Linked DNA regions of Homo sapiens: all the other regions are linked to region 2. A link is a contact called in ENCODE Hi-C or POLR2A ChIA-PET data. All regions are on one chromosome and are shown on one strand. The core of a region is the stretch at or near the end of the contact, and the rest is flanking DNA. Distances in the headings are between cores, read along the strand shown.

Region 1 (4,693 bases), core at 169-2,668, 6.6 Mb after region 2:
TCCCCGCCCCCAGCCCCAGGTCAACAGGGCCTTTGTTCTACCTGCACACACCGGCAGGCAGGCGGGCAGAGCCAGCCCCCTTCCCTGGCAGCTCCCCCACCCTCTGAAGGCAGGCACTCCAGGCACAGGGGCGGCACCTCACTACTCTCACTTCCACTTTTGGGACCACAGCACCGAAGCGGCACGGGGAAGCCAACACTCCAGGTAGGCCACGCACACACCCAGAAGCCCGCGTCCCCAAGTCCGGCGGGCCAGACCTCACGGCGCACAGCAGGTAAGGTGGCCCGAGGGCAGCGGGCGGGGACCCTGGAGAAAACCCGGGCGCTGCGCAGTCAAGCCGGCAGTAGGGCAGCACAAGGCAAGGAAGAGAGTGAGAGCGAGGTCAGAAAGCGCGGTGACAGCCGGCTCACCCAGAGGAGCTGGGAGCCTCGGGCGCTCGGCAGGTCGGGAGGGGTGCCGGCGAGTGGGGGCCCCCAAGAGGGCAGAAGGGGGTAGGGAAGGCAGGGCCGACCCAGTACAGCACGGCGGGCATACGGCCCGGCCTCGGGGGCGCAGCTGCGCGAGGATCCCGCCGCCCGGGCGCTCACCTGGGCGTGCGCAGCGCGGCGGAGTCGCGGCGGTCCAGCACGCCGGGCACGCAGTTGGTGAGCTCGGTCCAGTCGGCGTGCAGCCCGCAGCTCCAGCCGGTGGAGAAGCGGGAGAAGAGCCAAGTCTCGCGGCGGTTGGGCCGGTAGCAGGTGCACTTCTTCTGGCCGGGCCGGCAGTCGCACGGCACCTCGAGGCGTACGTTCTGCACGAGGTGGCGGCCGAAGGTGGTGCCGCCCGTCTTCTGGATGTGCAGGAAGACGATCACGTCGTCGCCCTTCATGTCGAAGCGCAGCGAGCGCTCCAGCTCGCGGACCGGGAAGTAGTACTTCTTCTCGTAGTGGGGGTCGGGTGTGGGGAACAGGTCCAGGTCGTCGGGCGGCGCGCGGCCGCCGGGCGCGCCCAGGCTCAGTCCTGGGCCCGCGTACTGGTACAAGATGAGCATGAAGCACACCGAGCCCGCCACCACCAGCACGAACTTGCTGGCGCGCTCAACCATGGTCCTGCCGCCGGCGCGCCGCCGCCGCATGTGTCACCATCGCCGGGGCCCGGGCGCGGGGCGCGGGGCCTGGGAGGGCAGGAGGCGCGGGCGCAGCTGCCTCCGCCGCCGCCCGCGCTCCGGCCCGGCCCGGCTACTCGGCGCCCAGGCCGCCCGCAGCGGCGCGGGCCCCGACCCTCCGCGGTGCCATGGCTGCTCCCCGCCCGGCCCCGGCTCCCCGGGCCCGACGCCCGACTCCGCTCCCGCTCGGCCCCGCTCCCGGCCCCGGCCAGCACAGCGCTCTCCGCGCCCCCAGCACCAGCCCGCTCCGCTCCACTCCGCGCCGAGAACGCTCTGCGCCGCCCCGCGCGCCGCCGCGTCTCCGCAGTCCGCCGCCGCCGCCCCGCCCCGGTCCGCCCCTGGCCCGCCCCCGTGGCGTCTCTTGCCGTCGCCGCCCGCGCCGATCCTCGGCCCCGCCTCCGGAGTGCCGGGGTTCGCCGCGGGTGCTGGGCGCGGGACCTGGGTCTGCTGCGGTGGCGAGGCCGCTAGCAGGCGGGCAGCCAGCGACTGGGAAGTGATTCCGCCCTCAGGGGAGTGGGGGACCAACCGGCAGTGCGGAGCCGAGGCGTGGGAGGCTCTCCTGGCGGGGGCCGCGGTGAGGGGGCGCGGCGGCTGGCGCTTCTGGAGCCTGGGTCCGTACCCCCTCCTCCCCAAGTCCCAGCCGCCCACGTCCCCGCAGCCCGCGCGGGAGGAAAGGCCTTGACCTTGCACGCTGGGGCGCTGAAGTTAGACGCTAGCCTACTGGGCTGCACTTCCAGGGACCAGGGCGGCGGGGGCCGCCCACCACCAGGACCGAGAGGGAAAGCGAGGCTTTCCTTTCCTGCTCGACCCCCTCACCCCTGCGGCTGGCTTTGGGACAGTGCCCCGCAGCCCCGCATTGAAGAGATGTTGGGCTGTCTGCAGAGGCCTGCGGAGCGGCTTTATGGCTTCCTCCTTGTTTGAAAAGAATATCAGACGAGGTGCATTTTCCCCCATCCATGTTTATTATACTCCAATGAAAGAGTTATAAAACATTGAGCCAATTCTTAAGAATCGTGAGTGCCCACCAAATATTCTGTCTTTCGTGGGTTGGTTGGAGAGTCCAGCGGCCCGGGCCCAACCTGGCTGCGGAGGGCTCGCTCCACGTTGGCTCGTGTGTGGGCCGGGTGGTGCGGGCTCCTCACTCGCCGCCGCCCAGCCTGGCAAGCACGCGCGGCATTCGTGGGGCGGGGGGTCCCGCCAGGTGCCCACTCACACTGCTTGGGCTCTGGCAGTACTCGGAGGCTGCAGCCCGTCGGAAGCGCAGGAGTGGGGCTGGGACCTGCCAGGATCTCACAGCTGCAGGGCCGGCCGCGGTGGGCCCTAGTGTGTTGGTTCAGGCCAGCGAGGGCTCTGGGAGCGAGTCTGGCTGCCAGGCGTGGGCTCCCAGTGTCCACGTCAAGCCCTGCCGGGGACGGGGTGGGGGGGGAGGCGGGGTGGTGCCCTGCCTTCCGTTCTGTTAGGGACCGGAAGCGATCATGGGGTGTCAATTATGCCTCAGTAAAGCTGTTAAACGTAGACAACATCACACCAGAAAGCCCTCCTGGAAGCAAACCCAGAGAGCTGGAAAAACCAACACCCCAAACCCAGCTGAGCGGGCGGCATGCATTTTCCAAAGGGACCGCAAGAATATCCGCTGTGGACAGGCGGGTGCAGAACCCTCAACACAGCCCAGCGCACCCTGGAGTCCATGGTGTGGGGTCCTCAGTGGGACCTAGGGCCCCAAAGCCCCTGCTCATCTTGTAGGCTGCTTTAAAACTGTCCCTGGCCCGAGGGTCCTGGGGGCAGCTTGGACAAGCTTCTCCAGAAGTGACTCATTCCTATAGGAGTGGGGGTGCAGTCCCCATGGGACACAGGTGGGGCCGCCCTGCAGTGTGCTTGGACCTGCCTGCAGCCCCTTGACGCAGTCTGTGCCTGAGCCCTGGGGAGCCTTCCTGTGTGGCCTAGGGGAGCACAGCTGCCCCGGGTCCACCCCCCAGATGTCCTTACCCAGATAAGGATCCTCGTGCTACATCATAATTAAGGCTGCTCTTTTGGAGACCTGCTGGGTGCCAGGCATTGTAGAGGTGTCATTTCCAATTCCATCAGCAAATCTGCGGGGGTAGGCTGTGATATCCATTTACAGAAGAGAAAACTGAGGTTCAAAGGGGTTAAGACCCTGGTTCCAAGGTCAACCACTCTCACCCCATGAGAGTCAGCAGAGCTGGGATCCTGATTCCTGCTGTGAGCCCCAGAACCCTCCCCTTCCCCACCTCTGCACTTGCCCCAGCTCCCTAGGCCAGGGATGAGAGCGTCTACAGGGGCCACTCCTGAGAGCCTGGTGACCGTCACTGCCACCAAGGGGGAACGTGGGCCCAGAGTGTTCAAGGGAAAGCTGGAGCAGCTCCGAAGGCCAACGAAGCCATCGGTACTTGGGCCATGGCTCCACCCTGTGATGATCTCACTGTCCCAAGGGGGAAACTGAGGCCCAGGCAGGGACGAAGTGCCTGTGATAAGGTCCCACCCTTGAATGGGAGCCAGAGCAGCCTGACCCATGGAGCAACATCTCCCAGAACAAGCTATTTAATCCAACTTCATACCTGCCACACTGGCTGATGGGAAGCACTCACATTAGCCAGGAAGCCCTTTCTTTCTAGAATTCTTTTAAGAGGAGGGAAATCTGCCTGGCTGGCTACAGGACTTTGCTCAGTCTTCCACTTTGATTGAAGCCCTGCACAGGCACCTGAGACCCTAAGGCTGTAGGTGAGTTTCTGGGCTCTGAAAGTCAAGTCAGATGAGCCACCCATCAATCAGTGGACACTTGAGCCGAGTGGAAGGCAGCTCGAGCCCTCGTTGGCGGGGCAGCTTGCATCACGCTACTCCCCACCACTTCCCGCTACTCCCCGCGATGAGTCCTCAGTGTCATGTCTTGGAAAATGGATAGAAACGCACAGTCTGGGGCTGGCGTGGGGTTCCAGGAGGTCAGCGGACACAGCCAGGGTCTCAGGAGGCGCGCTCTGCGCGCTGTTTCCTTTCTTCCCTGGGTGATCTCCTGCGTGGCCAAGGTTTGCCCCAGCCCCGAGAGTGCATATGAGCTAAGTGTTTGCTAGGGGCAGCTTCTGGCCCTGACTGCTTGTGGGGTCCAAGGAAAAGCACTGGCAGCTCTTCTGCTCAGTGGCTTTGTCCCCTGAAGATCCACTTCACCAATTCTTTAATGCGTGATCTCTGACTTAATGGCAAAGAAAAGTAAAAGAACACGGCTTAGTGGCAGGCTGTGATGATCCCAGAAGAGGCATTAACATTCGGCTTCAGGAATGAAGCCTCATTCCCGGCCCACCGTGCGGTCTCAGAGTCTGAGAACCACGAGATCAACAGCGGCGCCCCCTCCCGGCGCACAGTCCCGCGGACGGCCGCGCGGGGGCAGCACGCGGCCCGGCCCCCGAGCGCCCGCGGTTGACTTTGCAAAAAATTGGGGGATTTTCCACACTCGCTTCCCTCGTCGTTCGTCCGGCGGCCGCCCATTGTTGTTTGCCAAGGGGTGGAGGAGGGCAGTCGTGTCTGTCCTCAGAGCCT
Region 2 (4,506 bases), core at 265-2,764:
GGTTTATGTCTGGGCGCAGTGGTTGATACCTGTAATCCCAGCATTTTGAAAGGCTGAGGCAGGAGGATTTCTTGAGCCCAGGAGTTCAAGACCCGACTGGGCAACGTAATGAGACCAAAAAATGAAACAGAACAAAACAACAATAACGAAAACCACACAAGAAAAGAAAGAAACAAAAAACCAGTTAGTGGCTTGTGTGCCTAACTCTAGGTAAAACGGAGAGGTGACGAAAGTTTGTATGAGAACAAATAGGATTCTTTAGGACAGACGAATGGGTTTTGGGAGAACAAACACGAGATAAGAAAGGGTTTTTTATTTTTTTTGAGACGGAGTCTGTTGCCCAGGCTATAGTGCAGTGGTGTGATCTCGGCTAACTGCAACCTGTGCCTCCCGGGTTCAAGCGATTCTTCTGCCTCAGTCTCCCGAGTTGCCGGGATTACAGGCGCGCGCCACCACGCCCGGCTAGTTTTTGTATCTTTAGTAGAGACGGAGTTTCACCATGTTGGTCAGGCTGGTCTCGAACTCCTGACTTTGTGATCTGCCCGCCTTGGCCTCCCAAAGTGTTGGGATTACAGGTGTGAGCCACTGCGCCCGGCCGATAGTTTTTTAAAAATGTAGGTGCTAGTGGTCTTACTGTCTTCTTCATGGACATGAAATTATTCTCATATAATGAGAATTAAATATGATCCTTCATGTAAAGAGTTTAGAATAATGTCAGAAACAAAGCAAGCAATAAATTATCATTTAGTTGATAAGAATCATTCCAATTCATCTGGCGAGTGCAACACACACACACACTGTATTTGTGTATGGAATAACTGTTCAAGAACACACACACAGTATGTGTGTATGAAATAACTCTTCAAGAACAAAGGGGAAACCGTTATAGGGCATGAAAGGGGAAACCGTTATAGGGCATGGAAGGGGAATTAGGACAAGGTGTGAGTGGAAAGAGAAACATCCCACCGCACACGCTTAAAAAAGCCGTTTAATTTAAAAATAGGTAATACAGCCATACAGAGAAGACATTAAAAGATCTACACAGAAAATTTTCGCTCCCAATCCATTCCCTACTCACAGTCCTACATACGTTACTTTTATTTTCCTTTTTTTTGGAAATGCACTGGCCCCCTACTCTCTCACGAAGGCTGAACTCTCTCTACATTCTTCTGCACCTGTTTTTTGTGCATACTCTTTCGTTGTCAAATATTTCCCTCCAACTGTTGTTGTGTATGAAATAAATACACACATATAAGCTAACCAGCCCCACTTGCCCGCACCACCTACACGCCCGTCCCCGCCCTCCCTCAGGCCCACGTGCTCCGAGGGCCGCCTTCGCAGGTTGTTTCTGGCGATGCCTGTCTGAAGGCCTCAGACTGAGGCCCCGCCCACTCTCCCTCTCCTCTGCCCTTTGGACGCGCGCCTCGGTTCCGAACGCAGCGGACGGCGCCTCAGGCAGCGCGGCGGACAGCCCGTCCTCCGGCGCGCCGCGAGCCTCGGAGGACCCTAGCGACGGTCGTGGCGTAAGACCGGGGGGACGCGGCGGTAGCGGCGGCCGTTGCGATTGATTGCGCTGGTTGCCTGCGGCGTCCACTTCCTTGGCCGCCCTTGCTACACTGGCTGATTGTTGTGCAGCCGGCGCCATGTCTGTGAGCGAGATCTTCGTGGAGCTGCAGGGCTTTTTGGCTGCCGAGCAGGACATCCGAGAGGCGAGCCCCCTCCCTTCCCCATTCCCTTTGCCTTTCCATGCCTAGTTGGGCCACTTCGCCCGGCCCTCCTCTGTCGCTCAGTCTCGGGCGGTGGGGACGCCTCCGAGGGTGGGTTGCTTCCCCTCTAGCTTTAGGTTAGGCACTCCCCGCCCCCGCCCAAAATTTTGCTGCTCTGTCCTGATTCCCCGTGTTCGAGTCTCAGCTTCTCAGCATCACTTGCCTCGTTTGTGTCAGTTTTCCTTCTTTTCAGCACTTGTTTATATCGAAGGCTCGATTAGCACCTGGTCTTCAGCGAATGAGCGTTTCGTGTATTTTTGTTGGTGTCTTAAAAGCACATGTGATCTGCTTAAAACTCTCCTGTGATTTCCTATGCCACACAGGATAAAAAATCAGACTCTACTGTGGCTCACATGGTTTCTCTTCAATCTCGTTTATGCTCTCTGTCTTTGTGTATGATGTTCACTTTACCTCTTCTAGTGCCCCAAATAGCTTCCTGCCTGTTTGCTTTTCCTGGAATTTGCTTCTTTCCCGTTCTTTTCCTGATTGTCTCGTATTTATCTCATTGGCGTCACAGTCTAAGCGATCTATTTCCTGTTATGTTTTCTAGTAGCACATTAACTTTTTTTAATGTGTGTAATATTGATTATTTTAAAAAAATCTTCTCCCTCATTGTATGTTAAACCGCCAGAGGGAAGGGATTGTGTGCTTGGTTCCCCGGTATTTACACAGTGCCTCGCACATAAGTATGCTCAGTGAATATTTTAAAAATGAATTAGAGGCGGGGAGCGGCGCCTCATGCCTGTAATTCCAGCATTTTGGGAGGCCGAGGCGGCCAGATCACCTGAGGTAAGGAGTTTGAGACCAGCCTGGCCAACATGGGGAAACCCTGTCTCTACTAAAAATATAAAAGAACATTAACTGGGCATGGTTGCGCACACCTGTAATCCCAGCTACTCGGGAGGCTGAAGCAGGAGAATGGCGTGAACCCGGGAGGCGGAGGTTGCGGTGAGCTGAGATCGCGCCACTGCACTCCAGCCTGGGTGACAGAGCGAGACTCCGTCTCAAAAAAAAAAAAAAAAAGAAAAAAGAATTAGAAATACCCGACTCTTGTGTTGCATTTAACTCTTCATTTTGCAAGTTGCGTTCACACACGTCATCCATTATAATGTCCCAATTGAATACTTGGGTTTAATGGGTGGCTATTATTCTTTAAAGGGTATCTGAGGAATCTAAGGCTTTTTAGTGACTTTTTGAAGTCTTACAGAGGAAATAAGTGGAAAAGTCAGGATTCAAACTTGGTTATGATAGATCACATAAGCTATCTAATGTGTTTTGTGTGAGTGTATGACAATGATTCTGTTGAGTATCTGATTTTTATTTTTAATTCTCTCTAGGAAATCAGAAAAGTTGTACAGAGTTTAGAACAAACAGCTCGAGAGATTTTAACTCTACTGCAAGGGGTCCATCAGGGTGCTGGGTTTCAGGACAGTAAGTTCTTTGTTTTGTATCCAATTATCAGTCTCTTATTTAGAGGGAGAGTTTCTATCCAGAAGACATTTTATAATGAAAAATGGCTATCATGCTTTATGGTGAGTAAAAATTGAAGAAGTAGGTGATTTGATAATTTTGGTTGATTTTTCTTCCACTTCCACACAGTATGGTTTAAACAGAGATGTTTTCTATTGCGAGGGCATTCTACTGATGATAATTACAATTGCTTAACCCATTTCCTGTTTAGAAAAAAAAAGTGCAGCTCTCTGCCAGCACAGTATTCTCAGGGTAAGCGGGAAAAGGGTTTATTATTATTTTTTTAATTTTTTTTTTTTCTGAGACGGAGTTTCACTCTTGTTGCCCAGGCTGGAGTGCAGTGGTGCCATCTCAGCTCACTGCAACCTCCGCCTCCTGGGTTCAAGCAATTCTCCTGCCTCAGCCTCCTGAGTAGCTGGTGTTACAGGTGCCCGCCATCACGCCCAGCTACTTTTTTTTTTTTTGGTATTTTTATTAGAGATGGGGTTTCACTTTGTTGGCCAGGCTGGTCTTGCACTCCTGACCTCAGATGATCCGCCTGGCTGGGCCTCTCAAAGTGCTGGGATTACAGGCGTGAGCCACTGCACCTGGCCCAAGGGTTTGTAACTCTTTTGTGTTATCTAGTGACTTTTATTTGGCCCTTTGTGTGTGTGTGTGTGTATGTGTGTATGTGTGTATATGCACCTGTGTGTATTTGAATCCAGCCTTTCAGTGATTGAATACCTTTTAATATGAGATTAACAGTATAAAATGTTCTCAAATTAATGTGTTTATAATCAGCCTCTTGAATGAAAATAAAATATGTCAAGTTTAGACATGGAACCTTCATTGTAAGGTATTGCCAGCACAGCTAAAGGAGCTGAAGTATATTTTCAGATACAAGAATGATATAATAATGCATTTACACGTGCCAGAGGCAAGTGATTTTTCTTAATGATACGGAGTTGGTCATCCTGATTGTGAATACTTGGTAAAGGCTTTTTTCTGCCAAATATGGGAGGAAGAAGCAATCCAATTTTAGGCATCCTCTGAGGAGTGAACAGGAATAGCAGCTGGTGTGCATCTCCTTAAGGATGACGTTATTTATGACAACCAAACCAATTACCAGTGTGTCTCCTAATATATTCCCTTTTAGCAAGTTGTTTATTTTTCAGTATAGCTAATTAGTAGGGAAACTGGGGATGATATTTTGAAAGCCAGGTTGAAAAGCACAGATGTGTACGTTAGTTGTGAGGTTTTTTTGTTGATTAATTTCCAGATAGATTACTTA
Region 3 (4,251 bases), core at 1,164-3,663, 5.8 Mb after region 2:
TTAAAATTGGGTCTTTCTCTCCATGGCATTTATCACCTTCTAATATACTACCTGAAGTTATTTTGTTTAACGTGGGTCTTCTTCACCTGAAAGAAAATGCCACAAGAATAGGGATTTTGGTTCACTGCTAAATCTCTGGAGCCCAGAACACTGCCTAGTACCTGATATACAGTAAGTATTTGTTTACAAATGAAGAACACAAGGAACTCCAGTCCAAAACTAGTGAAAATCCATTCAAGAAAAGCATATATAAAATGGTAAATACAAACTGTTACCTAACTTTCTTTTATATTTTTGTAGAGATGGGGTCTTGCTATGTTGCCCAGGCTGGTCTCAAACTCCTGGCCTCAAGCAATCCTCCTGCCTTTGCCTCCTAAAGTGCTGGGATTACACCCAGCCCCAATACTTTAAAAAATACAGAGTAAAATCGTATTTTAACCTATATACATGTATTACATATAATTACTTTTTTTTTTTTTGGAGACACAGTTTTGCTCTTTTGGCCCAGGCTGGAGTGCAATGGTGTGATCTCAGCTCACTGCAACCTCCACCCCCCCGGGTTCAACAAGTGATTCTCCTGCCTCAGCCTCCTGAGTAGCTGGGATTACAGGTGCCCGCCACCACGCCTGGCTAATTTTTTGTATTTTTAGTAGAGATGGGCTTCACCACGTTGGCCAGGCTGGTCTCAAACTCCTGACCTCAGGTGTTTGCCACCGTGCTCGGTCTACTTTTTAAAAAGTAACTTAAAAACACAAATGAATGGAAAAAAAACTATTCTGAAAGTATCAGGAAAGTGTTTTTTTGTTTTTGTTTTTGTTTTTGTTTTTTTTGAGACAGAGTCTTGCTCTGTCGCCCAGGCTTGGAGTGCAGTGGTGCAACTTCCGCTCACTGCAACCTCTGCCTCCCGGGCTCAGGGCTCAAAGGATCCTCCCACTTCAGCCTCCTGAGTAACTGGGACTACAGGTGTATGCCACCACACTCGGCTAATTTTTGCATTTTTTTGTAGAGACGAAGTAGGGGGGTGGGGTAGGGGCGTAGGGGGGTGGGGTACGGGCATGGGGGGTGGGGGTGGTGTTGGTCTCACTATGTTGCCCAGGCTGGTCTCGAACTCCTGGGCTCAAGCCATCGGCCGCCTACGCCTCCCAAAGTGCTGGGATTACAGGCATAATCCACCGCACCTGGCTTAGGAAAGTGTTTTTAAGCAGTGCATGCCTGGAAAACGCTTTGCAGTCATTAGAATTCACTGTCCTACGTAAGGAAAAGCAATGAACTCAAAACAGTAAAGGGCTTAACGCTTAAACAATTATTTAAGCACTCAAGTTTTCTTTTTAATTTTCAATTTTTGTGGGTACATAGAGGGTGTATTTATTTATGGTGTATTTAAGAACTTTTGTAACAGAACGCCCCAACAGGACTAGCACACAAAGGGAAAGCAAATGCGACGTGTTTCCCACACCAGGTTCTGCCTCACTTATCCTTAATCTCAGGTGCCAAGCACCGTGCCAGCAGAGTGGGCCCCAGTAACAGCTTACAGAATAAACAAACAGTAAAGAAAGGAGACCAAACTTCGGTGAGGAGGAAGAGGAACGATCTCAAGGTGGAGGAAAGGCACAAAAACCACCAGTAAGTGCCAGAAGCGCATTCCTTACTCTATGCATGCAACTGAAACATGGGTCCTGCACTTACGTCCGGTGTTGCAAGCAAGATTAAACCACTCCTAACTAGCAGTGAAAAGTCTAGGAAGGATCCCCCGCCCCAACGCCCCTTGGATTCTCCAACTACTCAACTACTGAAAACTCTCTTAACAGAAGACACCTCTCCTTCCCTGCACACAATAGGAGCTTAACATATGAAAGTGACTTCCCAATTTCAGCAAAAACCTTCGCCGATTCAGAAGAAAGCTTTCCCACCAGAATCCCCTCTCCAACGTTCTAGCTTCGACGCTTGCAGCTGGTCAGAGGGCTCTTGCCCTCCTCGGGCCGGGTCGCGGGAGGGAAGGTTTCGGGGGGCCTCCTTGCCCCCACCCGCGGGGTGCCAGGCCAAGCCCCGCCGAGTAACTGCTCCGCCTCCCAGCCCGGTCCCCCAGGTCCCTGCCCCACCTGACTGGTCGCCGCTGTAATATTCCGAGTCCATGGCAGGCGGACTCTCAGCGGGGAGTGTCCGCGCCCCGCGCCGCCCCCGTCACCTCCTTCCAGGCGGTGTGACCCCGGATGGCGCGGCTAAGTGTTCAGAGACTGCCGCCCGACCGGAGAACTTAACGGGTGCGGAGGGTAAGAAAGCGGTAGCGGCAAAGGCGAATTCTTTGACCTGGAAGCCCCGGCGGAAAAGGCCGTACCCGGCAGGCTGGCGGGCGGGCAGGCATGCGAGCCGGCGTTCTACTTCCTAGAAGCACCGCTGGGGCCAAAATGGCGTCTGCCCACGACCCTCAAAGGAATGCAGCGCGCAGGCGCCGCAACCCGTCAACCGGCCAATGAGAAGACGCAACAGCAATGACGCCAGGCACGGCCGGAAAGGAGACTCCTGGGAAAATTGAGCTGGAACTCGGGCTTTAGTTAAATACCTTCCTCGGGTGGATCCTGGTCTGACCCCCGTGGTAATAACGTTATCATTGATTCTTTATCATTTCCTAGATTCTGTGTCCGTGCCTTGTTTGAAGAGCTTTTGAGATACTCTTCCGAAAAATGAAGACCTGCTCAAATGACTTTTCCGTCATTCAGCCAAACCACTGTCTTTCCCGTCAGGCCCAGAGGCGCCTGGTTCCCGCCCGCAGTAGGCAAGAAAGCGGGCGTTGCTCACTGGGACTTGTAGTATGACGCCCGCGAGCTGTGATGCGTTACTAACTGGCGCGATCCACAGCGCCTCCTCTCCCGGCGTCTTCCTCTCTTTCATTCTAAACAACGATTTAATTTCCTTGTTAAGAAGCCATTTAGCCAACAGTAAGAAGTACACGTCTTTGCTTCCAGAAGGGTTCCCCTGATGAAACACCGGAGGAAGGTGAAGTTGAACTTTACCTGAGCCCTGTGTTCCTGGAAAACAGCGGTGATTAAGAAACCCCCTCATCTATTTGTGTTTCTGGAACGGCACACTGTAAAGAACCACCCGTCTCCATGTGACTCAGATAAAACGCGTGCAGATGACCCCCTTGTTTGCCTGTGACAAGGCCAGAGACCTTTCCCCTTTATTCTGAGCCTGTTAATAAAGCCAAACAGACCTTCCAAATTCCCGCTGATGATATCGAGTGATTAGTTGAGATTAGAACTCTCCTCCCCCCAACTTGTTAGACACAGAGAACATTTCCTGTTCACCTGACTGAAACTTCTCCTGATTGCAAAACAATCCCAACTGTCAATCATCCCACCTTCCTCCCTATAAAAGTCAAAACTACGCTGCCAAGACACTGATCATATCTGGAGTGCTCTCCCTATTGCAATAGGCTGAGTAAAATCCATTTCCTTACTTGTTCATTTTAGTCTTGGACAGAGAGGGGAACATTCTTGCCTTTGGATCGGAGGAGGGCCAGTAGAGGTTTAAGCAAAGACTCCCCAGGAGGTGTAGACATGTAGAAAAAGAGCCTTTTGTTACTACTGCAGATATCTGACCCTTCGTTAGCCAGTCAGAGTATGCTGGCAGAGCCCAATTATAGGCTCCTGAAGAGGACGTGGGAAGAGAAGAAAGGGGAGAAGTGGTTTCTCTCTGGAAATTCCCATTTTCCTGCAAGAGAGTTCATGGATATTCCTTTCCGAAGTGGTGGAAACAGCATTGAATCCAAATTCCTTCTTTTCAGCTGTGGGAATGACATCTTCTCAGGCAGTCTTGAGAATCAAAAGAACAAAGAATTAGCAATGCCCGAAACCGAATCACTTGATAGAAGATATCAAGGCTCTAAGCCCTCTTCTAAAGAGAAGGTGAGAGTACACCTGTGTAAATGGAGCAGGATTAATAGATCAAAATTCCAGGCGGAGGTTCAGTGGAAGAGAACCTTTTAGTTTCACCAGAGATGTAAGTCCAACAGTCAGGAAAGTGGTTGGGTTATAAACAATGCAATTGCCGGATGAAAATTACTGAATTTTAGCGTTAAAACTAACTGTACTGGTGGTTTGGAGAAAGGATAGAAACACTCTGGACACACAACAATGTTCTTAGCTCTAGAAGCCTGCAAAGAAGCATCAGATCTAATTTTTGTACTCAGAAAGCCAACAATTTAGTGAGACAGGACAAGTCTTTCAAATGAATACAGAGCCTTAGTTAAAG

The links. A loop is a pair of places that touch in the nucleus more often than their neighbours do. ChIA-PET counts read pairs that join two places held with the same protein, here RNA polymerase II (POLR2A). Pooled maps may share reads with other maps.
Region 1: a pooled map shows a loop between it and region 2 (6-fold over the local background). The contact joins the promoter of HS6ST1 here to the promoter of TSN in region 2. A Hi-C loop is called at or near these places in 1 of 168 maps with a recorded cell type or tissue (CD4-positive, alpha-beta T cell) and 2 of 50 pooled maps. POLR2A ChIA-PET finds 5 or more read pairs at or near these places in 1 of 52 experiments (T-cell).
Region 3: a loop to region 2 is called in a map of CD8-positive, alpha-beta T cell, with 11 times the contacts of the local background. The contact joins the promoter of IWS1 here to the promoter of TSN in region 2. A Hi-C loop is called at or near these places in 2 of 168 maps with a recorded cell type or tissue (CD8-positive, alpha-beta T cell and naive thymus-derived CD4-positive, alpha-beta T cell) and 4 of 50 pooled maps.

What each region holds. Positions count from the first base shown.
Region 1 is chr2:128,317,450-128,322,142 of GRCh38, forward strand. It overlaps HS6ST1 (heparan sulfate 6-O-sulfotransferase 1), which reads right to left and starts at 1,419. Exons shown (of 2, transcript NM_004807.3): 1 at 588-1,419. The coding sequence starts at 1,114. RefSeq lists silencers at 428-657, 1,352-1,761, 4,418-4,693.
Region 2 is chr2:121,754,137-121,758,642 of GRCh38, forward strand. It overlaps TSN (translin), which reads left to right and starts at 1,515. Exons shown (of 6, transcript NM_004622.3): 1 at 1,515-1,709; 2 at 3,104-3,197. The coding sequence starts at 1,644. RefSeq lists an enhancer at 1,380-1,569.
Region 3 is chr2:127,524,076-127,528,326 of GRCh38, forward strand. It overlaps IWS1 (interacts with SUPT6H, CTD assembly factor 1), which reads right to left and starts at 2,414. Exons shown (of 14, transcript NM_017969.3): 1 at 2,100-2,414. The coding sequence starts at 2,133. RefSeq lists enhancers at 1,624-2,323, 1,654-1,733, 1,744-1,803, 2,334-2,393, 2,654-2,703 and 1 more and silencers at 1,984-2,093, 2,735-2,908.